Regions from separate parts of the Homo sapiens genome. Here regions 1 and 2 are each linked to region 3. Evidence: chromatin loops called from intact Hi-C (ENCODE). Cell type or tissue: dorsolateral prefrontal cortex. All regions are shown on one strand.

The links. Hi-C counts contacts between places; a loop is a spot of excess contacts. Peaks named below come from ENCODE experiments on the same cell type or tissue, not always from the same donor. Only the 100,000 strongest peaks of a DNase experiment are listed, where the experiment ranks them.
Region 1: it touches region 3 in a loop (2.4-fold over the local background); 2 of 110 quality-filtered maps call a loop at or near these places.
Region 2: it touches region 3 in a loop (3-fold over the local background); 13 of 110 quality-filtered maps call a loop at or near these places.

What each region holds. Positions count from the first base shown.
Region 1 is chr14:90,057,099-90,065,098 of GRCh38, forward strand. KCNK13 (potassium two pore domain channel subfamily K member 13) reads left to right here and starts at 4,896. Exons shown (of 2, transcript NM_022054.4): 1 at 4,896-5,441. The coding sequence starts at 5,108. LOC124903406 reads left to right here. Exons shown (of 3, transcript XM_047432048.1): 2 at 3,304-3,813; 3 at 4,264-4,635. The coding sequence ends at 4,528. RefSeq lists a silencer at 3,199-3,588 and enhancers at 3,837-4,338, 4,339-4,838. In dorsolateral prefrontal cortex, CTCF peaks have their summits at 3,471 (motif pointing left) and 3,672; DNase peaks (open chromatin) are centred at 3,443 and 5,559; H3K4me3 peaks cover 3,544 bases; H3K27me3 peaks cover 5,349 bases.
Region 2 is chr14:90,231,228-90,239,227 of GRCh38, forward strand. No RefSeq gene overlaps it. Among named protein-coding and RNA genes, the nearest start is that of PSMC1, 21 kb to the right of the region's middle. In dorsolateral prefrontal cortex, CTCF peaks have their summits at 4,301 (motif pointing left) and 4,504; a DNase peak (open chromatin) is centred at 4,294; H3K4me3 peaks cover 267 bases.
Region 3 is chr14:89,036,353-89,044,352 of GRCh38, forward strand. LOC105370615 (a long non-coding RNA gene) reads left to right here. Exons shown (of 3, transcript XR_944128.3): 1 at 1-5,427; 2 at 6,266-6,611. Among named protein-coding and RNA genes, the nearest start is that of TRA-AGC15-1, 61 kb to the left of the region's middle. RefSeq lists a silencer at 4,067-4,126 and enhancers at 4,427-4,546, 4,598-5,154. In dorsolateral prefrontal cortex, CTCF peaks have their summits at 4,181 (motif pointing right) and 4,383; DNase peaks (open chromatin) are centred at 4,179, 4,469 and 5,079; H3K4me3 peaks cover 1,320 bases; H3K27ac peaks cover 1,475 bases.

The sequences.
Region 1 (8,000 bases), 1.0 Mb after region 3:
GTCCCTGCTTCTCCCTTTTCTTCCCTTTCACCCAATAAAGCCCTGCGTTACTCACCCTACAAACCCTCTGCTAACCTAAATTTTCATGGCCGTAGGACGGACAAGGACCCCATCTTTAGCTGAACTAAGGAAAAGTCCAGCAACACTAACATTAGCAAAGAAGAAAGGTCTAAAATCGGTGATCTAAACATCCACCATAAGAAGCTAGAAAAAGAAGAGTAAACTCAGAAGTAGAGGAATAAAAAGAATAGAGTGGAAACCCCAAGTGCAACATATCCCAGAAATGCAAGATTGGCTTAACATTAGAAAGGCAATCAGTGAAATACAACATATTAGCAGAATAAAGGAGAAAACTATATGATCATCACCATAGATGCAGATATGGCATTTAACAAAATTCAGTACTCATTCATGCTTCATTAAAAACAAAAAACTCGGCCAGGCGCGGTGGCTCACGCCTGTAATCCCAGCACTTTGGGACGCCGAGGCGGGTGGACCACGAGGTCAGGAGATCGAGACCATCCTGGCTGACACGGTGAAACCCCGTCTCTACTAAAAAACAAAAAATTAGCTGGGCATGGTGGCGGGCGCCTGTAGTCCCAGCTACTTGGGAGGCTGAGGCAGGAGAATGGCGTGAACCCGGGAGGCGGAGCTTGCGGTGAGCCGAGATCGCGCCACTGCACTCCGGCCTGGGCGACAGAGCGAGACTCCGTCTCAAAAAAAAAAAAAAAAAAAAAAAACAAAAAACCAAAAACACCAGAAAACTAGAAACAACAATAAAAGGAAACTTCCTTAATCCGATAGTTTCTATGAAAACCCCACAGCTAACATTATATAAATGATGATAAAAGGAAAGTTTTCTCCTAAGATCATAAGACAAGGATATCTGCTTCCACTTCTATTGAATAATGTACTGAGGCTCTAGCCGTTGCAGACAAGAGGGGGAAAAGATGATAAAGATCAGGAAGAAAAAAGCAAAACTTGTAGATGACATGATTATTTACAAAGAAACTCCTAAAGGAATCAACAAAACATGTACAACTGATGACTAAAGTAGCAAGGTTGAAGAATTCAAGTATTTTTGCAACAATCGTGTATTTTTATGGACTACAGCAAACAATTGAAAAGTAAAATTTTGAAATTCCATTTACAATAACATCAAAAGAATATAAAATACTTTAGAATGAATTTACAAGAGATGTGCAAAATCTCCATATGAAAACTTGGTTAAGAAACCCTAAATAAATAGAGGAATATACCTCTTTCATGAATTGTCAAGATGTTCTTCCCAAAATAGATCCAACACAATCCCAGAAATCAAGATCCCACAGCTTTTTGGAGGAAATTAAGCTGATTCTATGATTTTTTAGTGGAAGTGTAAAAGTTTTATAACATCCAAAGAATCTTGAAAAAGAAGAACAAAGTTAGAGGACTCAATTATAGTCCCACTAAAGACCTACTATAGAGCTATAAGTATGTAAATCCTGTGGTATTAGCATAAGGGTGGGCAAATAATGAACAAATTAAATTCCTGAAACTCAGGCATATTTATCTTTTCAACAAATAGCATTGGAATAACTGGAAATCCACCTGGACAAAATGACCTTTGACTCTTACCTCATACCATAAGGAAACAAACTTAAATGGATCGTAGACCCAAATATAAAAGTGTGGGGAGACAGAAAACCTATGCAACCTTGAAGGAGGTAATGATTTCTCAAAGGGCACCAAACATACAGAAAACATATTTAAGAAAATAAATAGGCAAATCAGAGTTAGAAAATATTTGCAAGATATGTATCTGAGAAAGTACTCGTATCCTGCATATATAAAGGATCTCTATAATTCAGTAACAGAGAAACTAATTTTTTAAGTGGGCAAAATATTTCAACAGAAAATTCACAAGAGAAGGTACACAAGTGGCCAGCAAGCGCATTAGACATCAGGGAAATGCAAATTAAAACCACAGTGAGATATCGCTACATCCACCAGTATTTTTAGACATCAGGGAAATGCAAATTAAAACCACAGTGAGATATTGCTACATCCACCAGTAGTTTTAAAATTAAAATGACTGATACTGCCAAATGTTGACAAAGATACGGAGCATCCAGAACTAGTGTACACTGTCAGTACAGCTGCTTTGGGAAAATGTCGGGCAGTTTCTCATAAAGCAAAATACATACCTACCCTATGACCCAGCAATTCCGCTCCTAGGTCTTTACGTAAGAGATATGAAAACATATGTCTACATAGTTGTACAAGAATGTTCCTAACAGTTTTATTTATGATGACCAAAATTTTCTAACAGTTCTCCTTTCTATCAATAGGAGGAGAATGAATAAACAAACTATGGTATACCCAAACAATGAAAAACTAGCAATAAAGAGGAAGGAATTACTAAGACATATAACATGGGTAAATCTCAAAAACATAATGTTTTCCACCAAAGAGTACATACCGGCATGATTCCATTTATATGGAGATTTAGAACAAAAAAACAGTTCTATAAAAGCGAAAGTAATCGATGGTAGAAAAATTCTGAACAGTGGTTTTCTCTGGAGGAATGTGGGTAGGGAGTTACAGGGAAGGGACTTAGGGGGACCCTGTTGGTGATGTTTGGCTGGTAGGTTGGATAGGTGATTTGCAGAGGTGTACCCATTTGTCAGAACTCACCTAATGATACACTTAAGATTTGTGCATTTCATTGTATGTAAATTTTATCCGAAAAGGAAAAAAATTCTGCAAGTAAATATTGAACCCTACGTAGTGATATGCAGGCAGAAGTACTGGGGATGAGGGCGGAAGTGTACCAAGCTCTGCAACTTACTCTGAAATGCATCCAAACAAGATGGGTTGATGGATGGACAGAGGGACGGGTAGATATCTAATAAATCAAGTATAGTAACATGTTAATTGTAGAATCTAGGTGGTGGGTATACGGGTGTTCACTGTAAAATTCAACTTTTTAGAATGTTTGAAATTTTTCATAATAAAATGGATTTAAAAGGTAATTGCAGTACTCACCCTGGGTGTATACACATGCACCCATTCTCGCGATGCCCCTAAAGCTCTTGCCCCTCAGAAGGCTAGATGAAAGAGGGGCATTGGGGAGTGAGTAACAGAGCCGAGAGGACTGCTAACAGCACCAGGGTTTCTGATGAAAATGCACTCGCCAGAGCTGTGTTTCTTTATTCGAAATCACACGGTTTTACTCAACAGGGCTCCTAGCCCTTCTGTCTCTGCTCCTGGTGCGTAAGGGCGGTGTGTGGGGCTCTGCGCCTGAAACCGCTCTCTCGGAAGGTGGGAAGATGCCCACGTATCCATTCCTCTCCGCGTACAGATTCGCTCCCACACGCCCGGGCGGGTGATTCCGGAGGGCCGCGCGGGGCTGTGTGCGCGGGCGGGGGCGGGATGTGTCTGGAGGGGGCAGAGCGCCCTCTCCCGGCCCCGGAGGGCCCACGCGGACCGGCTGAGCGTCCCACCAGCCGGTTCTGCATCCACTACCCAGATCTGCGCGCCCTGGTGGGAGCACCGCAGCCCCGGGTCGGCCCTTCGAACGCCGAGCGTCTACCCGCGGAGACCAGCGCAGGAGGCGGGCCCGCGCGCAAGGAGGCGGGCGACAGGGTGGAGTCGCCGCAGCTGGCAGCCGCACGGCTCTACCTGTTGCAGCGTCGGAGCGCGCCCGCCTGAGAAGGCAGAGCGCGGTGCGGACCTGTGCTCCGCGCGCCGGCTGGCAGGGCAGGGCCGCGGCTGCCAGGAGGCCCGGGAACAGTCCCGACGGAGCGGCGCGGAGAGGGCGCTCCCCGGAAGGTGAGATCTGAGCGCGGCAGCGGCGCCAGCGCCCGCTACAAGGCGGGGTCTCGGGGAGGGGGCCCCGGCGGTTTGCTGGAGAGCCTTGCTACTGTTCTGCATGAGGTGGGGGATGCCTTCTGCGCGGACCCCGCGTCCAGGCAAAACTCTGGAACGCACTAGGCAGCCAAGCCCGGGGGGAAGAGATGGAACGCTCCAAGGTCAAGGTCTCCTGGCCGCGGAGCCCTTCCAGCCCCCAGTGTTTGGCCTCCTCTCCGGAAGCGGGGCTGGCTCGCGGTGCGCGCTTGGTCCGGGCGGAGCCTACTAGTAGGCGCAGAGGACGCCCCCGCGCAGGATCCAGAGACCAAGGGCGCTCTGGCATGGTCAAGGCGAGGGAGGCTGCCCGGGGGAGAAGCCCCTAACTTCCTTTGCTCCCTGTTCCAACCTCCCTTTCTGGTCTCCTCTCTCCAGCCCGTCCGCCCAACGGATGCGCAGCGTTGGGGCCCGGCCGGAGGTCGGAGCCCTCGGACGCCGCAGCCCTCGGACGCCGCTCAGCACAGCCCCTCTCTCCGTGCGCCCGCCCTGGACCCCCTCCATCCCTAAGCCCCGGCAGCCGATTCGGAGACTCGGGAGGCCACAGGCTCAGCGCGACACCACGACCACAACTAGGAGGCACCATCGTCGATCTACCTGGGGAGGCACCTACAAAGCCAGCAGACTGACACCCGTGTCCTAGCCGTCGGCGGCCTGCGAAGCGATAGTCAAAGGAACCAGGACCCAGGACCCCGGCGCTCTGCTTACCCGCAGACCTCCGGACCGCGCCCCCCCCCCGCCGCCCCGCCCCGCCCCGCCCCGCCCCGCGACCGTCTCTTTGCGGGAAACTCGAGTTGGCTCGAGCTTGCCCTGAAGACGCGCCACGCCCCCTCCCCTATCTGAGCCGGACAGGGAGCCGGGGTGGAAACTGCGCCCGCATCCCAGCGCCAAGCAGACGTGAACTCTGCGCCCGTTCCCCGGGACCTTCAGCGTTAAGGAGAACTCCGAGGAGAGCAGGGGGAGTGGAGGGGAACGGCGGCGACAAAGCGGATTTGAAACTAGGAGTCAAGGAGGACGTGGGGAGCTGGCGCCACAGGAGCTACCGAGGCGGCGGCCGGGGGAGCCTCGCGGCCTGCGGGAGAGCCCGGCGGTCATGGGCGAGCCGGCGGTGGGGCGCCCGGGAGCTGGCTGAGCGCCGGGGCCCTTATTTCCCGGGGGTGTGGGCGAGACTCCGCCGACGCCCGGTGCCGTGGGCCTGGGGGCTGCCCCCGGGGGCCCGGCCATGGCTGGCCGGGGTTTCAGCTGGGGCCCGGGCCACCTGAACGAGGACAACGCGCGCTTTCTGCTGCTGGCCGCGCTCATCGTGCTCTACCTGCTGGGCGGCGCCGCCGTCTTCTCCGCGCTGGAGCTGGCGCACGAGCGCCAGGCCAAGCAGCGCTGGGAGGAGCGCCTGGCCAACTTCAGCCGCGGCCACAACCTGAGCCGCGACGAGCTGCGCGGCTTCCTCCGCCACTACGAGGAGGCCACTCGGGCCGGCATCCGCGTGGACAACGTCCGCCCGCGCTGGGACTTCACCGGCGCCTTCTACTTCGTGGGCACCGTCGTTTCCACCATAGGTAAGTGTGCTGGCCGGACTCGCTGACAACCTCCGGGCGGCCTCCACTTCCTCCGGGGGGCAGGACCGACCCTCTCATCCTTTCATTCATCCATCTGGGCGCCCAGCCAGACTCCACTGACATGAGCTGTCGCCTGATCAACAGGTGGTATTGCCTCCCCGCTGCTCTAATGTGGTCCAGGCACCGGCAGCTTCAGCGTCACCTGGCAGCTTGTTAGAAATGCAGTCTCAGTCCCCTCTGCAGACCTGCCGAGTCAGAATCTGCATGTTAACAAAGTCCCCAAAGGATTGGAATGATCCTTAAATTGGAGACGCTCTGCTCTGGGAGATTTTCAGTCTAATGAAGGAGACACGGCTTGAGTTCATGGGGAAGAAGGCTTTTACAGATAGGGACAGGAAACTAAACATTTACTGAGTCAGTCAGAGGGGAAGTGCAGATTTTAAAAGATTCTGCCCTCGACTTCACACTTACCGAGAAAAAATCAGAACAGCAGACTGAAAGTGAGGAAGCAAAAGTGCCAATGACGGTTCAAAAGATGGAAAATTTTCCACCAGGAAGAACCAGGGAAGTGACCTTTGGGCTGAATCAATTCGTGTTAGGCATAACTTGGGTTTGGGAACTGAAAGCGCGGTTGCACTCTAGAGTAGGAGAGAATCGCACTCAGGGGCCCCATGAGCTGGTTGGAGTGGTGGAAGGAAGACTAGGAAGGTCTGCTGGCTAATGGGATGGAGGCGGGGGTAGGACCTTCACTGACAGACTGAGGAGCTGGAATTTACCTAGAGGCACCTGGGAGCCATTGAGAATTTTTTAGCAAAGATGTAGCACAGCTACAATCAGCTGTGTTTATTTCCCAGCAGAAGGAAAATGATTTGGGGGAGTCTGCGCCACACCCCTAAAGATTGTTCATCCTTGAAGAATAATCAAGTGATTAATGGGGGTTAGGGAAGATGCTGTAGAAATAAATTCTGAGGGGGGCAAAAAGAGACCTGGAGCAGGGGAGGGAGGTTGGAAGAGTTAGACGGAGAGGAAGTGGCCTCCAAGCTGCAAAAAAGGCTGGCAGTTGCAAACAGCCCAGGGTGCATGTGCTGAGCGCTCTGTAGCTACTGCCCCTGTGCACTCTAGAAGAGCTCGCTGGTGAGGTGGGGCGACAAGTTGAGCCTCCTTGAGGCTCCCACACATGGCTGTGCTACATAGACATTCTGCCAGGAGAAGCAGCACAAAAGACAAAAGAGATTGGCTTCAGGTCAGATTCATCATGAAAGACTTCCCAGGGCTAGTCCAGGAATCCAGGGCTTCAGCTGATGCACAGGAGGCGAGGCAGAGGACCAGTATGATTAGGGACACACCGGCTGTATCTGAAGTGCCTGGCTCCCAGCCCCCATCCCATCCCAGATGGTGCGGCCCATCAGCAGGCCATGATGGCACCACCATAACTGGGTATCAGGCAGGAAACCTTGCAGCAGACCAGAATGGGCCCAAGATTGGTGAAGGAGGAATAACACCCCCATGGTTCTCCCCCTGAGCCCACACTATCTGCTGGACTCTTAGCCGTGTTCCACAAGCCCCTCCTCACATCACCTCCCACGTCCCAGAAGACAGTTCCAGAATCTCCACATAGGCAAGACTTGGGATGAACAAACTGATTAGGAGGTGTCACTTTGGAAGTGACCTTGACTCTACTGTGTTTGCATAGCAAGTACAGGATTTTTTTAGATTGAATGGTAACTTAGGGTGGTTTTGATGGGAGATTTGATGGCTGAATCTTTCCCACCACCATGAAAAACCATCTCTTGGTGCTCCCAGTGGGCACAGAGGCAGGAAGGAGCAGAGTGTGTGTGTGGACAGGTGCATCCATGTAGCAGGAACTGAGAGTGGCATGGGTAGGTGGCCATATAGGAACATGGGCTTTGGGGATACGAATATGACAATGTGGCATGGAGGAGTGGAAAGAAACCTGGACAAAGAGTCTGGAGTGGGAGCTTTTCATCCTGCCTCTGTATCTTGGGCAAGCCTCTTAACTATTCCGAGCCCCATCCTTTTCTCATCTGAGGCATCTACAGAGTGCCCACCTTGGTATCTGGCACATCAGCTATTTGGTGAATATTAGTCCTGCCCCCTGCTCCCTCCGTCTGCGTAAGCCTGCCCCTGTCACAGGGTTCTTGTGAGGGACAATGAGCTCTTGTAAGTGCGTGCGTGTTAAAAGGTAAAAAACATGATGTCAGTGTGGGCTGATTTTTATTTCTCATTTGTAACATTTCCTTTTAAATTGTTTCACTAATTGTTGTAATAACAGCACTGGCTAACCTTTATCAGGCCCGTATTAGGCACATACTGTATGATTATTATGTGAATGTGCAATGCAGCTCATTGCTGTGTGACATTCACACTTCATTTCAGCCAACACAACTCCATGAGGTAGGCATAACACTCCCCCGTTATAGATGAAAAAGCTGAAGGTTCAGGTTTTTTGTAAAATAAAGTATAAAGAAGAAAAAAATCAAGTTATATGCAGTAATATCATCCAAATTAACCACTGTTCATGTTTTGGTCCATTTTCTT
Region 2 (8,000 bases), 1.2 Mb after region 3:
AAAGTGGACAGCTGCAGCGCTACAGCTCCTTTTTAGGACATCCCTGAAGGACAGCGGTGAAGTGAAGGGAAATCTTCCCAGTGGGCAGAACTTCAAGCAGTGCACTGGTTGTGCACTCTGCATGGAAGGAGAAATTGCCAGATATGTGATTACATACTGATTCATAGGCTATAGCCAATGGTTTGGCTGGATGGTCAGGGACTTGGAAGAAGCATGATCAGAAAATTGGTGACAAAGAAATTTGGGGAAGAGGCATGTGATGGACCTCTCTGAGTGGTTAAAAACTGTGAAGCTATTTGTATCCCATGTGAGTGCTCACCAACGAGTGACCTCAGCAGAGGTGGACACCACTCAGCCTCTTTCCCCAGCCACCCCTGTCATTGCCCAATGGGCCCATGAACAAAGTGGCTATTGTGGCAGGGATGGAGGTTATGCATGGACTCAGCAACATGGACTCCCACTCACTAAGGCTGACCTGGCTACAGCCACTACTAAGTGCCCAATTTGCCATCAGCAGACACCAACACTGAGCCCTCAATATGGCACCATTCCTTGGGATGATCATTCAGCTACTTGGTGGCAGGTTGATTGTACTGGACCTCTTCTATTACAGAAAGGGCAGAGGTTTGTCCTCACTGGAATAGATGCTTACTCCAGATATGGACAGATATGGGTTTGCCTATCCTGCATACAATGCTTCTTCCAAGACTACCATCCGTGGACTCACGGAATGCCTTAACAAACATCATGATATTCCAACAGCATTGCCTCTGACCAAGGCACTCACTTTATGGCTAAAGAGGTGCAGCAGTGGGCTCATGCTTATGGAATTCACTGGTCTTAGCATGTTCCCCATCATCCTGAAGCAGCTGGATTGATAGAATGGTGGAATGGCCATTTGAAGTCACAATTACAATGCCAACTAGGTGACAATACTTTGCAGGCCTGGGGCAAAGTTTTCCAGAAGGCCATGTATGCTCTGAGTCAGCGTCCAATATATGGTATTATTTCTCCCATAGCCAGGATTCACACATCCAGGAATCAAGGGGTGGAAGTGGAAGTAGCACCACTCACCATCACCCCTAGTGATCCATTAGCAAAATTTTTCTTTCCTGACCCAGTGACATTATGTTCTGTTCGCCTAGAGGTCTTAGTTCCAGAGGGAGGAATGGTGCCACCAGGAGACACAACAACGATTCCATTAAGCTGGAAGTTAAGATTGCCACCTGGACACTTTGGGCTACTCCTACTTTTAAGTCAACAGGCTAAGAAGAAAGTTACAGTGTTGGCTGGGGTGATTGACCTAGACAATCAAGATGAAATCAGTCTACTATTACACAATGGAGGTAAGGAAGAGTATGCATGGAATATAGAGATCCATTAGGGTGTCTCATAGTATTACTATGCCCTGTGATTAAGGTCAATGGGAAACTACAACAGCCCAATCCAGGCAGGACTACAAATGATCCAGACCCTTCAGGAATTAAAGTTTGGGTCACTCCACCAGGAAAAAAAACAAAAACAAAAACAAACATGAGCTGCTGAGGTGCTTGCTGAAGGCAAAGGGAATACAGAATGAGTAGTAGAAGAAGGTAGTCATCAATACCAGCTATGACCACATGACCAGCTGCAGAAACAAGGACTGTAATTGTCATGAGTATTTTCTCCTTTTTTTGTTAAAAGCATGTTTATGCATGTATACACTTGTACTAAGAAAATATCTTCATTTTATTTCCTTTTTTTTTTTTTTTTTGAGACTGAGTCTCACTCTGTTGCCCAGGCTGGAATGCAGTAGCATGATCTCAGCTCACTGCAACCCCCGCCTCCCAGGTTCAACCGATTCTCATGCCTCAGCCTCCTGAATAGCTGGGATTACAGATGTGCACCACCACCCCCAGCTAATGTTTGTATTTTTAGTAGAGATGGGGTTTCACTATGTTGGCCCAGCTGTCTCAAACTCCCGACCTCAGGTGATCCACCCACCTCAGTCTCCCAAGTGCTAGGATTACAGGTATGAGGCACCTTCCCCTACCTCCTTTTTCCTTTATCATGTGACATAAGATTTATTGACTTCATATCAGCATTTAAGCATGGCTAACTTTATGTAATAGCATTTGGGCTGGGGATTGGTGCATTTCTGGTCGTACGAAGGATAGTTGTATCATGTTAGGCATAATTCTGACCTTATTACTGTCTTTATTTGAAGATTGTGTATGATCTCAGGAGATGTGTATGGGTTCAAGTTGACAAAGGGTGGACTTGCGATGGTTAATACTGAGTGTCAACTTGATTGGATTCAAGGATACAAAGTATTGGGTGTGTCTGTGAGCGTTTTGCCAAAAGAGATTAACATTTGAGTCAGTGACCTGGGAAGGGCAGAGCCACCCTTAATCTGGGTGGGCACCATCTAATCAGCTGCCACTGCGGCCAGGATATAAAGCAGGCAGAAAAACATGAAAAGATCAGACTGGCTTAGCCTCTCAGCTTATATCTTCCTCCCATGCTGGATGCTTCCTGCCCTCGAACATCGAACTTCAAGTTCTTCAGCTTTGGGACTCTGACTGGCTTCCTTGCTCCTTAGCTTACAGACAGCCTATTGCAGGACCTTGTGAACATGTGAGTTTAATACTCCTTAATAAACTCCCCTTTATGTGTGTGTGTATATATATATTCTATTAGTTCTGTCCCTCTAGAGAACCCTGACTAATACAGATGGGCTTACTGGGACATAACCCCATTGTAAGTCAAGGGGCATCTGTATCTAACATAGCAAGGAAAAGGGAGCAGGAAGAAAAAGCTTCTATGGGAAGAACAAATGGGTTTCTTTAGAAAGGACAAAAGGGTTTATAGGAGAACAAACGGGAAATAGAAAAGTTTGTGATTGTTTATGCAGAAGTGAGTGGTCTTTCCATTTTCTTCACGCCCATGGAACTCCCCCAGAGTGGGGATTTTTGGTAGGTTTCCTCTTGGTCTCTATCCTGGGAATAGGCCCACCCATGAAGAAGGAATTTCTGGCAGCTTTGTTTCCCAGAAGTTGCTGCTTTTAGTCAGATAAGGGAAGTTCCAAAAGGGCTTCTTTCTGCATCTGTTGACTCTCAAATGTCTTCATATAATCTTAGTAATAAATTAAAATAATCTTCATATCAATTCTGGGGTTCTGAGTAGTCCCCACCATGTTTAAGCTGAGACCTGAAAGTTAAGCAGGAGGAAGCCAGGCAGAAATGTCTCCAAGCAAAGGTTGTACCTCCCCACTCAGGGCTGGCTGAGGCATTGAGTACCTGGATGGGAAGTGGAGTTTAAGATACATCCCAATCAGCTGGGCGCAGTGGCTCCCACCTGTAATCCCAGCACTTTGTGAGGCTGAGGTGGGCGGATCACCTGAGGTCAGGAGTTGGAGACCAGCCTGACCAACATGGAGAAATCCCGTCTCTACTAAAAATATAAAATTAGCCAGGCATGGTGGTGCATGCCTGCAATCCCAGCTACTCGGGAGGCTGAGGCAGGAGAATCACTTGAACCTGGGAGGTGGAGGTTGCAGTGAGCCAAGATCGCGCCATTGCACTCCAGCCTGGGCGACAAGAGCAAAACTCGGTCTAAAAAAAAAAAAAGATACATTCCAATCCTAAAACTCTGGATTTCCTTGAGACAGAAAGAAGGAGATGAAAATTAAAATTGGGGCTCAACATTAGGCTTGGAGTCAGAATGTCTGAGTTAGACCTGACTGCCCATCAACTGTGTGGTCCCAGACAGGTCATTTAATGTCTCTGAGCCCCAATTTCTCATGTGCAAAATGGGAGTGACGCACCAACCTCAAAGCACCGTGGTGAGGTCGGATGAGCCAGTCTAAGAGAGCAAAGAGCGGGCATTCAGCAAGTTTAAGTGGAATCTGAAGTCTGGCTTTAGCTCATCTCTTGGTATCAAGTGCCCAAGTCATGGGCCTGGGGTCCAATGACATGGAGTGGTCTGGCTCCAGTCTGAAAGTGCCAGTCTCTCTCCAGCCAGTCCCGGGTAGCCAGGTGGAGCCTGGACAGAGAGAGGGAGGATGAGCCTGCAGATTGCAGAAGCAGCCCTGAAGACCAGGCTTTGAGCAGGATAGAGGCAAAATACTAGCCTTTCGGCCAAAGGGCTCAAGGGCCACGGTGAGAAAGAGCAGGCCAGCCCCGGGAGTGGGTGGGCAAGGAGCGTCCGGTCCGAGAGCGCCCAGGGCGTTTGGAGGCTCGAGGGGCAGACAAGTGCTCCACAGAGCACTTCTTAGGCAGGGAGGAACCGGCCCCTGCGCGGTATTTGGTATGCGGCGCCCTCTGCTGGTGAATATCTGAACTGCATGCACCTGTCAGAACCCGGGAAAATTCATTCCTTCTTCACAGGAAGCACTCAAGACAGTCACAGGCCGCCCGGGCTCTAAAGCTGAGTTTAGTTTTGGTGGCAGATTACCAAGCCTCAGGTCATTTTACCTAAACGCTTCATTTGAAAAAAAACTTTTAACAAACTTGCCTGCCGGGCACTGTTTTAGGTACATTACAAATGCCACCCAGCTTTTTATTCAAAGTTATGTGAGCAGGGTCTATTAGCATATCCGTTTTACAGATGAGGACACTGGTGCCAGGGCTTACACGCTGACATGTAAGCATGCATGTAAGCTGACATGCGGCAACCGGGGGGCACCCAGGAAGCCCGGCCACAGGGTGCCTGCACTTCACCATTCCAGTACCTGCCCCCCTTTTTTTTCTTTTTGATATAACAGCTTAATTGAGATATAATTCACATACCATACAATTCACCCACTTAAAACTCACAACTCAGCGGTTTTTAGTGTGGTCACAGGTGTCTGCAACCATCACCAGAGTACGTTTTAGAGCATTTTAATACCCCCTCCAAAAAGCCCCTTACCCATTTGCACTCACTTCCCGCCCCCTCCTTCCTACCCCCAGAAAACCACTAATCAATCTTTCTTTTTTCTTTTTTTCTTTCTTTCTTTTTCTTTCTTCTTTCTTTTTCTTTTCTTTCTTTCTTCCTTCTTTCCCTCCCTCCTTTCCTCCTACCTCCCTCCACTCTCTCTCTCTTTCTTTCCTTCCTTCCTTCCTGCCTGCCTGCCTTCCTTCCTTCCTTCTTTCTTTCTCAAAGTCTCTCTCTGTTGCCCAGGCTGGAGTGCAATGGTGCAATTATGGCTCACTGCAGCTTTGACCCCCGAGCTCAAGTGCTGCTCTCACCTCAGCCTCCGAAGTAGCTGTGTCCACAGGCATGTGCCAGAACACCCAGCTAATTTTTGTGTTTTGTAGAGATGAGATTTCACCATGTTTCCTAGGCTGGTCTCAAACTTTTGGGCTCAAGGGATTTGCCTGTCTTGGCCTCGCAGAGTGCTCGGATTAAAGGCATGAGCTACCTACCATGTCTGGCCCACCAACCTACTTTCTGTTCCCTATGACTTCACTTAATCTGAACGTTTCGTATGAATGAGAGCAAATAATATGTGCTGTTTTGTGACTGACTTCTTTCATGTAATGCAATATTTTCAGGGCTCATTCATGTTATGTAGGCATCATACGTCACTCCTTTCATGTCTGAATAATATTCCTATGTATGGATATACCACATTGTGTTTCACATTCCTCAACTGATGGACAGTTGGGTTGTTTGCACTCTTTTGCAATTATGAATAATGCTGCTATAAAATTTCATATACAAGTTTTGGGGAGACATATGTTTTCAGTTTTCCCAGGTATATATGTAGGAGTGGAAATTCTGGCTCGTATGGTAACTATGTTTAACCTTTTGAGAAACTCCTAGACTGTTCTCCTCATTATTCTTTTTAAAGGTAAGAACACTGAGTAAGGCCCCCAGATTCTCTTCCTACCTTCCCCCACCACCTCCACCCCCCAGGCAGTCAGGGGAGGGAGAAGCTTCCTGCTTACTGTGGGTGGTTTCTGTCGAATCTGCTTTCTATGTCCTGAGGTCTCACTGAAGCTTATGAAAGTCAAAAGCAGGCCAGGCACGGTGGCTCATGCCTGTAATCCCAGCACTTTGGGAGGCTGAAGTGGGTGGATCACGAGGTCAGGAGATCAAGACCATCCTGGCTAACATGGTGAAACCCGTCTCTACTAAAAATACAAAAAATTAGTTGGGCGTGGCGGCATGTGCCTGTAGTCCCAGCTACTTGGGAGGCTGAGGCAGGAGAATTGCTTGAACTTGAGAGACAGAGGTTGCAGTGAGCTGAGATCATGCCACTGCACTCCAGCCTGGGTAACAGAGCAAGACTCTGTCTTGAAGAAGAAGAAGGAGGAGGAGGAGGAGGAGAAGGAGGAGGAGGAGGAGGAGAAGGAGAAGAAGAGGAATAAGAAGAAGAAAAGAAGAAGAAGAAAAGAAAAGAAGAAGAAGAAAAGAAGAAGAAAAGAAGAAGAAAAGAAGAAGAAAGAAGAAGAAGAAAAGAAGAAGAAGAAAAGAAGAAAGAAGAAGAAGAAGAAAGAAGAAGAAAGAAGAAGAAAGAAAGAAAGAAGAAAGAAGCTCCCTGTCCTCTGCTTGGTGCCAACCTCCCCATCCCTTCCTGCAGCAATGAATCCAGGACAGCCCAGCTGAATGGGGGAGATGGCAAAGAGTAAAAGAATATGCTGGAGAAACAGCATTGGTGAGTATTTAGAGGTGATTATCCCACCATGCCACCTAATGGGGGAACAACATGAACAAAGAGCAAAGGCAGGCTGGGCACGGTGGCTCACGCCTGTAATCCCAGCAGTTTGGGAGGCCCAGGCAGGCCAATCACTTGAGGTCAGGAGTTTCAGATCAGCCTGGGCAACATGGTGGTATCCCGTCTCTACTAAAAATACAAAAATTAGCCGGGTGTGGTGGCAGATGCCTGTAATCCCAACTACTTAGGAGGCTGAGGCAGGAGAATCGCTTGAACCCAAGAGGCGGAGGTTGCAGTGAGCAGAGATCAAGGCATTCCACTCCAGCCTGGGCCAGAGTGAGACTCCATCTCAGAAGGAAAAAAAAAAAAAAAAGGAACAAAGGCAGGAGTGGAGCTGGAGAGGGTATAGGGGAAATCCAAGGGGCCAAGAGCAGAGAGGAGAGGTGATGAAATAAAAAAATGTGGAGACCAAGGGTGACTGCCTTAGACGCTGCTCTTGGAGGCTGCTTGTGGTCTCCAAGATGCTTGGATAGCTCACCCATGAGTTTTTTTTAAAGTTGAGCACCAAGTCTCATTTGCGTATGCATGTATTTATTATCTATATGTGTAAACAAATCCCCATATGTGTATTTATATACAGACGCCACCATAGAGGTCTTTCCACTTGGATATGCACTTCACTAGGGTCTGGGGATCTATTTCTTGTTCCTCAGTTGTCCCTGTGTTCTCTTTCCTAAAATTTGATCTGAGGACTAAGCTCTGATTTTTTTATCTTGCCCAAATTCCTACCTAAGGGGTCTAGGGAGTCATGCCCTACACCCCATAAATTCTTATCAAATGTGTTTTATTTGACCCTATACATCATGACTTACTTTCCAGTCTGACTTTGGAATAACATTATGAGACAAGGAAAAAATATTTAACCCCAAAATTATATTTCCTTGCCATACCTTGAAATTGCCCTGCAAAGTCTCTTGTGGGAAAAAATTCACATTCTATAGAGAATCCTTTTCCCCTTTGTTTACCTTCCTTTCTTTCCAGATCTAAGAGATAATCAACTAAGATCCAGGCACTCTTTTAGGGCTATTAAGAAACATTTTATAACCTACTTTCTCTCTGAAGCCTGCTATCTGAGATTCCTTTGCACAAACTTGGTCTCCACATCCTTCAGGTTAACCTGAACATTCCTTTCTATTGATCCCAGGTCTTCAGATAAACTCAACCAATTGTCAACCAGAAAATGTTTAAATTTACCTATAGCCTGGAAGCCCCTGCTTTGAGTTGTCCTGCCTTCCTGAACCAAACCAATGTATTTCTTAAATGTATTTGATTGATGACTCATGCCTTCCTAAAATATGTAAAACCAAGCTTTACTCCG
Region 3 (8,000 bases):
ATCCCTAACCCTCCCACCAAAAATATTGGCAGCACAGGCCTAAGACGCCTGAATAGGTCCTAGGGAGTGAAAACAATATTACGTTCCTTTTTCCCTTGTGTTGCAACTGATACAGAAGGTAGTAATTTACATGACCAATTAGTGGGTAGTAGGCTTTGGAGTCTGCCTTATTTAAAAAAATAGGCTTGTGAAACTGCTAGACTTGTCTGCTTTCTTAAATTTCAGATGGTCCCACAGCAAAGCAACATATTGTTTGGCAATTAGGTTGCTGCGGCAGGCTAGAATGGCTCAAAAGCAGCCACAAAAGCACAGAAATGTGAACTATTTTTAAATGGCTTTCCCAGCAACATGAATGTATGCTCAAAGTTTGACTTCCTTCCCTCTGATCTATTAAGTTCTCATGTGGATTTTTCTTTTTGAAATATTTTTGGAAATGGGATTCTAGACATGTGTCCCTGGAAGTCTTGGAAAGGCAAACCTCAGATTCCCGGGAAATGACACTGTGACCTTCAACTGCCCTTGCTGTATCCATGGTCAACCCCCTCCCCTGCCTGCCCCCACCTTGCCTGATGACACCAACTCAACAGGCATTCTCTCTTCCGCTATGACTGGCAAGGCAGCAGCCAACTCCAATCTCGGAAAGTCCCATTCACCCATCCGTTTATCCATCATCCATCCCTCTCTCCCTTCATTTCGTAATTTATTCAATGAATACTAACCTTCCAATACACACCAGAAACTGTGTTAGGGGCCACACTAAGCCCTTGAGACACTGCAAGAAATAAGAAAGTCCCAGATGTCCTCTCACAAGCCCTTTCATCTAGCAGGGAATGGATGTTATGCAAATATTTTACAAATAATTGGCTACAATTGTAATAGGTGCCCCTAAGGTGAGTATAAGGCACTATGTGCACCTATAACAAAAGGGACCGAAACTAGCCTGAGTTTCCTGAGGTGACACTCAAGCTGAGAGATGGAGAAATAGATGGTGTCAGCAAACTAAAGAGGGAACAGAGAGGGAGGGCAAGAGATTTAGGAATGAAGGGTCTGCGTAAGGGTCCTGGGAAGAAGGAGTATTCACTTTGAGGGGCCGCATAAAGGCCACTGTGGCCAAAGGGTGAGCGCTCAGGAGACAGGGGATGGGGCAGGATGGGCCAGAGAGGGAAGCTGTGGCTCCATCATGCAGGATTTAGGAGAAAAAGGGGAAACCAGGGGAGGGTGATGTGTGTGATGCTGGAGTCACTTGTGTTCAGGAAGGCCACGCTGCTGCCTGCTATTTGGAGAGTGGGCTCCAGACGAGAGGGTGGAGTGATGGGTGGAAGGTGGAGGTAAGAAGCAGGGAGGGATGTTAGGAGGCCAGTGCATTGTCCTGGAGAGGTGACTGTGACTGTGACTGGAATGGGGATAGTGGCAGTGAAGAGAATCAGAATGGTTCAAAATATACTTTGGAAGGGACCCATGAGGACTCCTCGGTGCTCTGTGGCATGCCAGGAGAGCCCCTTGGACATGCTGCACAGCTTCAGAGCTGAGCCAGGCCCTCAGCAGCCTCCTGCTTCTGATCCGTGGCTGCGCGAGGGTCTGCAGGGTCAGAGGGAAAGGATGGCTTCACTTCCGCCCACCTCTCCTGCTTCTGTTTCTGGAGGGATTGTGTTGTGCTGCTGTTCTCCAACTGCTTCTCGTCGAGTGAGTAACTAAGGAGAGGTGTATTAGAAACTTTTTGTACCCTCCTTTTTTCTCTGAATGGCTGTAGCACTTACCAGCCTCTTGGCCATACCGTCAACATTCAATTTGTACTTGGGGATTGAGCCATCACTCCATATAATCTCAGGAAAGGTGAGAATCAGGTGCATTCTCACCTCTACCTGTTGCTATCCCATATCAGCTGTCAGGTCAGCCAAGAGGCTCTATAAACTAGGAAAGGGGAAGATGGTTTGTTGGTTATTGCAGCACTATTCACAATAGCAAAGACTTGGAACCAACCCAAATATCCATCAATGATAGACTGGTTTAAGAAAATGTGGCACATATACACCATGGAATACTATGCAGCCATAAAAAAGTTCATGTCCTTTGTAGGGACATGGATGAAGCTGGAAACCATCATTCTCAGCAAACTATCGCAAGGACAAAAAACAAAACACCACATGTTCTCACTCATAAGTGGTAATTGAACAATGAGAACACTTGGACACAGGAAGGGGAACATCACACACTGGGGCCTGTTGTGGGGTGGGCGGAAGGGGAGGGATGGCGTTAGGAGATATACCCAATGTAAATGACGAGTTAATGGGTGCAGCACACCAACATGGCACATGTATACATATGTAACAAACCTGCACGTTGTGCACATGTACCCTAGAACTTAAAGTATAATTAAAAAAAAAAAAGGGGGAAGATGGGAAAAGTAAGTTCCCTCAACCCTAATACAGGAAGTTGGAAAAGCCACACTGTCAGTACAGTCCTCAAATACAAGAATTATCAAACAGTAGCATCAAAAGGCACAATGGGGGCTGAGTGCAGTGGTTCTCACCTGTAATCCCAGCACTTTAGGAGGCTCAGGCAGGAGGATCACTTGAGCGCAGGAGTTTGATACCAGCCTGGGCAACATAGTGAGACCTTGTCTCTACAAAACGTAAAAAATTTGCTCAGTATGGTGGCACACACCTGTAGTTCCAGCTATCTGTAGGCTCAGGCAGGAGGATCAATTAAGCCCAGGAGTTCGAGGCCACAGTAAGCTATGATCACACTACTGCACTCCAGCCTCACAGAGTAAGAACTTTTCTCAAACAAACAAGCAACAAAAAAAGAAAGAAAAAGGCACAATGGTGTGGCTTTCTGGCATGTAATACCCTCTTTTATCTTCCTGCCTAGCTGTATGTATGCCACCACCCATCTGTTGTGTGCTCATGGCAGACATTACAAATCAATCAAGATGCTTTGCCTCAAATTGAACTTTCAGGAACACTCTCAATACTATGCTTTGGGCTCTTCAGTTGACTAAGGTTGGTATGGAATGTGAAACTTATTTGCCATCCCTATTCTTGACTGTTTAATCAAGATAATCAACTTGGGAAGATTCCTTTTTTTTTTTTTTTTTTTTTGAGACGGAGTCTCATGCTGTCACCCAACCTGGAGTACAGTGGCATGATCTCGGCTCACTGCAACCTCTGCCTCCTGGGTTCAAGCGATTCTCCTGCCTCAGCCTCCTGAGTAGCTGGGATTACAGGTGTGTGCCACCACACCCAGCTAATTTTTGTATTTTTAGTAGATATGGGGTTTCTCCACATTGGTCAGGCTGGTCTTGAACTTCTGACCTCAGGTGATCTGCCCGCCTTGGCCTCCCAAAGTGCTAGGATTACAGCCATGAGCCACCGCACCCAGCCACTTGGGAAGATTCTTCAAGTGACCATTTGGTCAAGCGCCCAAGCTTTTATGTAGGCAAACCTCCTAGTTATCCTAGGCAGGTGGTGGCCAATTCTTTTAAAGATTTCCATGGCTCTCGATACCCCCATCATACTCCAGCACCCATCCTGCCCTGGCTTATCCTGACAAAAGATTTTTTCCCCCACATTTACCTGAACTCTGTCTTCCTTGCTATTCAGAGAAAATGAAGAAGGAAAGAGAAAGAACTACAGAATTACCAGGATACAAGGAATTTGCTGTTAAGATCTTCTTAACCTTCCAGTTGCTTGGGAATCATTGCCGTAGGGTGTCTCTGTACTCAACAGAAGGGTGAAGACGTTTTAGCAACAGTAGCAAAGCAAATGATCTTGGACTTACAGTTTCTTGATTTCCGATGATTAAGCTTCTGCACATACCAACCCCAAGACAGGGTCATTCTATAACTTCTTAATAAGGTTAAGGTATTTCGACTACTTGGTCTTCAGTTTCCCTCAGTAATAGAGACACCAAGATCCTATTGCTCTCCAGCAACCAGGCAGGAGAGATTTGAGTCAGAGGAAAGCACGAGAGAGAAGTTAAGAACAGCAATTTCTTAAGTCATAAACGGAGTCAGGACTGTAAGTGTGATTTTCTGTTACCTGCCCCAGACCTCATGGAATTAAACTTTCCTGCCCTGATCCCTTGGATTCGTTTCTCCAACCCCACTCACCTAGCCCGGCCTCCCCGAAACACAAATTGGAATGGCGTTGGCTCCCGGGCACACTAGGGGGCGCCAGCGGGCTTGTTTTCCAGGATGGCCCTAAAATTCTCTCCAGCGAGGAGAGGACCATGACGGCCAGGCCACGCTTGCTCTGAAAAGCGCCGAGCGTGGAAGGGTGTCTTGGAATGGGGTCTAAAAGGGAGAACGACATCCTTATGACTTGCTTTAGGCTGCTTTCTGGATGTATTTTCAGAGCTGGGGATGAGGAGAGGTTGCGTAAAGGTGCCGGCCTGCTGCTGGCCGGGGCTGGCAGCCTTTCAGCCGCCGCGGGTGAGTCAACACCTGGGAATTGCATCCAAGGGCGGCCCTTTCAAGCTGCCTGGAACTTTCTGCCATCACACTGAGGCCACTGTTTGACCCAGTCCCGGGCCAGGGAGGCAGGAGCCGATCACGTCCCAGGGCAGTGCTTCTCCCTGGCACTGAGTCCGTGGAAAGAGGCTGGGAAGGTTCTTTCCACACTTGAGGGCTGGCGTTGGGAAAATAGGGTAGTGCTCTCCGCCCCAGTGAACAGCAAGAGCTCACTTCCCCCAGCAGACTTCTGCTCCACTGGCCTACTTTCAGCATGGAGTGGAAGGAAGCCAGCTCCAGGAGGGCAGAGGCTTCCTCTCCACCCCTCTCTTCCACAACCTTCAACAGGCGCCTTGTTCTCCCCGGCCAGGGAACTGCGGATGGTGACCATCGTTTCCCAGCCCAGCAAGGGGAAATGAGGGGAGGAAATAAACGCAGGGTTTTTATTGCCAAATATTTCTTTCCCTGGGAGGACAACGCATTCAAACCGCTGAGTGGAGATTGGAGTTAGTCCAGCCATAAACCATCTTAATGAACACTAATAGAGAACCGCAATTATTGTTGACTTCAAAATGCAAACAAGAACTTTAGACAGTGATCCCTATCAGCCGGTGAGGCCGGGCACAGATGCCGGGCGCTGTTTTTGCCGTTGCTTAGCAATGGAAAATGAACTGTTCCTGTCTGTTACCACTGGAGGTGGAGGTAGGACAATGAGCTTTATTGGACAGAATAGGTATGAAATTAGTTTATTCTTTTTCACTTGGAGAAGGCAATTGGCAGCCAAGAGAGTCACTCGGAAAAGGGGTATTTTAGAGGTTGAGGGTGACTTTCCTTCTCATTACTTCGGTAAATCCTAACCACCTTGTTTTCCTCTACAGATAAAGTTTGAACTTTTGCCGGGAGTGTCCCTCCAAAACGATCATCAATCAGACAGAATAGCTGCAAATACCAACTCACAGACCAGGTTGGGAATTAGGGTGAGGAGAATGAAATCTTGGGTGCAAAATTTAAGGGAATGCCAAAAAACTTAGTAGCCAGGATAAATAATAGTTTAATGCAATATTTTTTAAAAGTCAAAATAAATGTAAAATAACCATGGTAAAAAAAAAAATCAGATTTGAAATAAAGAGAAGCTCAATATCACTGATTTTTATTTTTCCTTTGGCTTCAGGCTTTAATATGGCACAGTGCGTCAGTGCCACAGACTTTTTACCGCACCAAACACATTTGCAACACGGACAGTTTTGGGAGCTGCTTTTTCCTCAGCAGTGTTGATGCTATGGAGTACAGAGCCCTGTAGCTGGGCAGAAGGGAGTGTCTCTTTCTGCAGTTCTTTAGTAGGCTTCTTCCAGGATAGTAGAGAGGCAAATGGTCTTGGGGAGGAACCTACCTATGCTTCCAGGGCAGTGACACAGGAAGTACTAAGGTACAGGAAGTACTAAAAACCCAGGGCTCAGCAAACACAGACAGTCAGGTGAAATTGCCCAAAACACTGTTCCTCAGACAACAGGGACAGGCCCAGAGCTGGCAGTTTATGGTAAAATTATCTCCTCTTTTGTTATTGGTATTAATAGTAACTCCTATATATTGAGAACCCTTAGGTGGAATCACATGGAATCGCCAATATTGAACCTTTTTTGACCTACAAACCCAATGTATATGGTTTAATCCAATGTATGCTGAGTATGGGAGGCTGAATAATGAACCCCAAAGATGTCCACATCCTAATCCCTGGAACCTGTGAATATTACCCTATATGGCAAAAAGGATTTTGCAGATGTGATTGAATTAAGGATTCTTTTTTTCTTATTTTAGTGATAGGGTCTTGCTATGTTGCCTCGGCTGGAATGCAGTGGCTGTTCATAGACATTATCACAGCACACTACAGTCTCAAACTCCTGGACTCAAGCAATCCTCCTGCCTCAGCCTCCTGAGTAGCTAGGACTACTGGGATGCACTACTGCTCTTGGCAAATTAAGGATTTTGAGATGGAGAGACTATCCTGGATTATCTGATGGGCTTAATCATTGACAAAGGTTCTTATATAAGGAAAAGTCAATGTGATAATGGAAGCAGATTTGAAGATGCTGTGCAACTGGCTTTGAAGATGGAGGACGGGGCCACAAGCCAAGGATTGTTGGCAGCCTCTAAGCTGGAAGAGGTAAGAAGCATATTCTCCTGTGGCACCTCCGGGAGAAATGCAGTACTGCCTATACCTTGACTTTAGCCAAGTGAAACTAATTTTAGACTTCTCACCTCCAGAACTGTAAGATAATAAATTTGTGTTGATTTAAGACACTATGTTTGTGGTAATTGGTTACAGCAATAGGAAACTAATAGACCAGGCATTATGTTAAGTGCTTTATATCATTAAAGAAATGTATACAAATCCACCCTCAGCCTTCTCGATGACTTTCTGTGTTTGGGTTATTTCCTCTCTTTTGCATCCTCAATTTCCCTTTTCTTAGTGGGTCTTTTCCATTGGCATATACACATGCTTTCCTGTTTATCGCCTTCAAGAACAAAATCAAAAAAAAGACCTAATAACATCCACTCACGATTTTTTAAAAAATTAGTGAACTAGAAATAGAAATTTCTTCAACCTAATGCAGAATTTCTACCAAACATCCGTAACAAACATCATACTTAAAGGTTAACAGTTTTTTTTTAATCCCCACTTCTATTCAATACTGTACTGAGGGTACTAGCCAGAACAATAAACCAAGAAAAAGAAACAAAAGATATAACACTTGGAATCAAAGAAGAAAAACAGATATTCACTGAAGGTGCTAAATGACGAGTGAAGCACACCAACATAGCACATGTATACATATGTAACAAACCTGCACGTTGTGCACATGTACCCTAAAACTTAAAGTATAATAATAATTTAAAAATAAAAAAAGATTATTTTCATAAAAAAACTCAAGGAATCTACAGCTAAATTATTAGCATTAATAAGTGAGTTTAGTAAGTTTAAGGGATAAAAGATCAATATTCAAAAGCAGTTGATTTTCTATACACCAGCAACAAAGAGATAAGAAATATAATTTAAAAAACAGTTTCCAGTTGCAACAGCAGCAAATAAGTAGGGGAAAAGTGGGCAGAGAGAAAGAGAGAGGCAGAGAGAAAGAGCGAGACAGAGAGAGAACAAACCTAGGAGTAGATCTGTCAAAAGATGTGTGGCTGGGCACGGTGGCTCATGCCTGTAATCCCAGCACTTTGGGAGGCCAAGGCAGGTGGATCACGAGGTTAGGAGTTCAAGACCAGCCTGGCCAACACAGTGAAACCCCGTCTCTACTAAAAATACCAAAAAAAAAAAAAAAAAAAAAAAAAAATTAGCCAGGCGTGGTGGCACACACCTGTAATCCCAGCTACTCAGGAGGCTGAGGCAGGAGAATTGCTTAAACTGGGGAGGTGAAGGTTGCAGTGAGCCAAGATCACACCACTGCACTCCAGCCTGGGTGACAGAGCAAGATTCCATCTCGGGGTGGTGGTGGGGGGAAAGAGGTACAAGTCTTTCATGGAAAAAAATACATAAAATTTCATC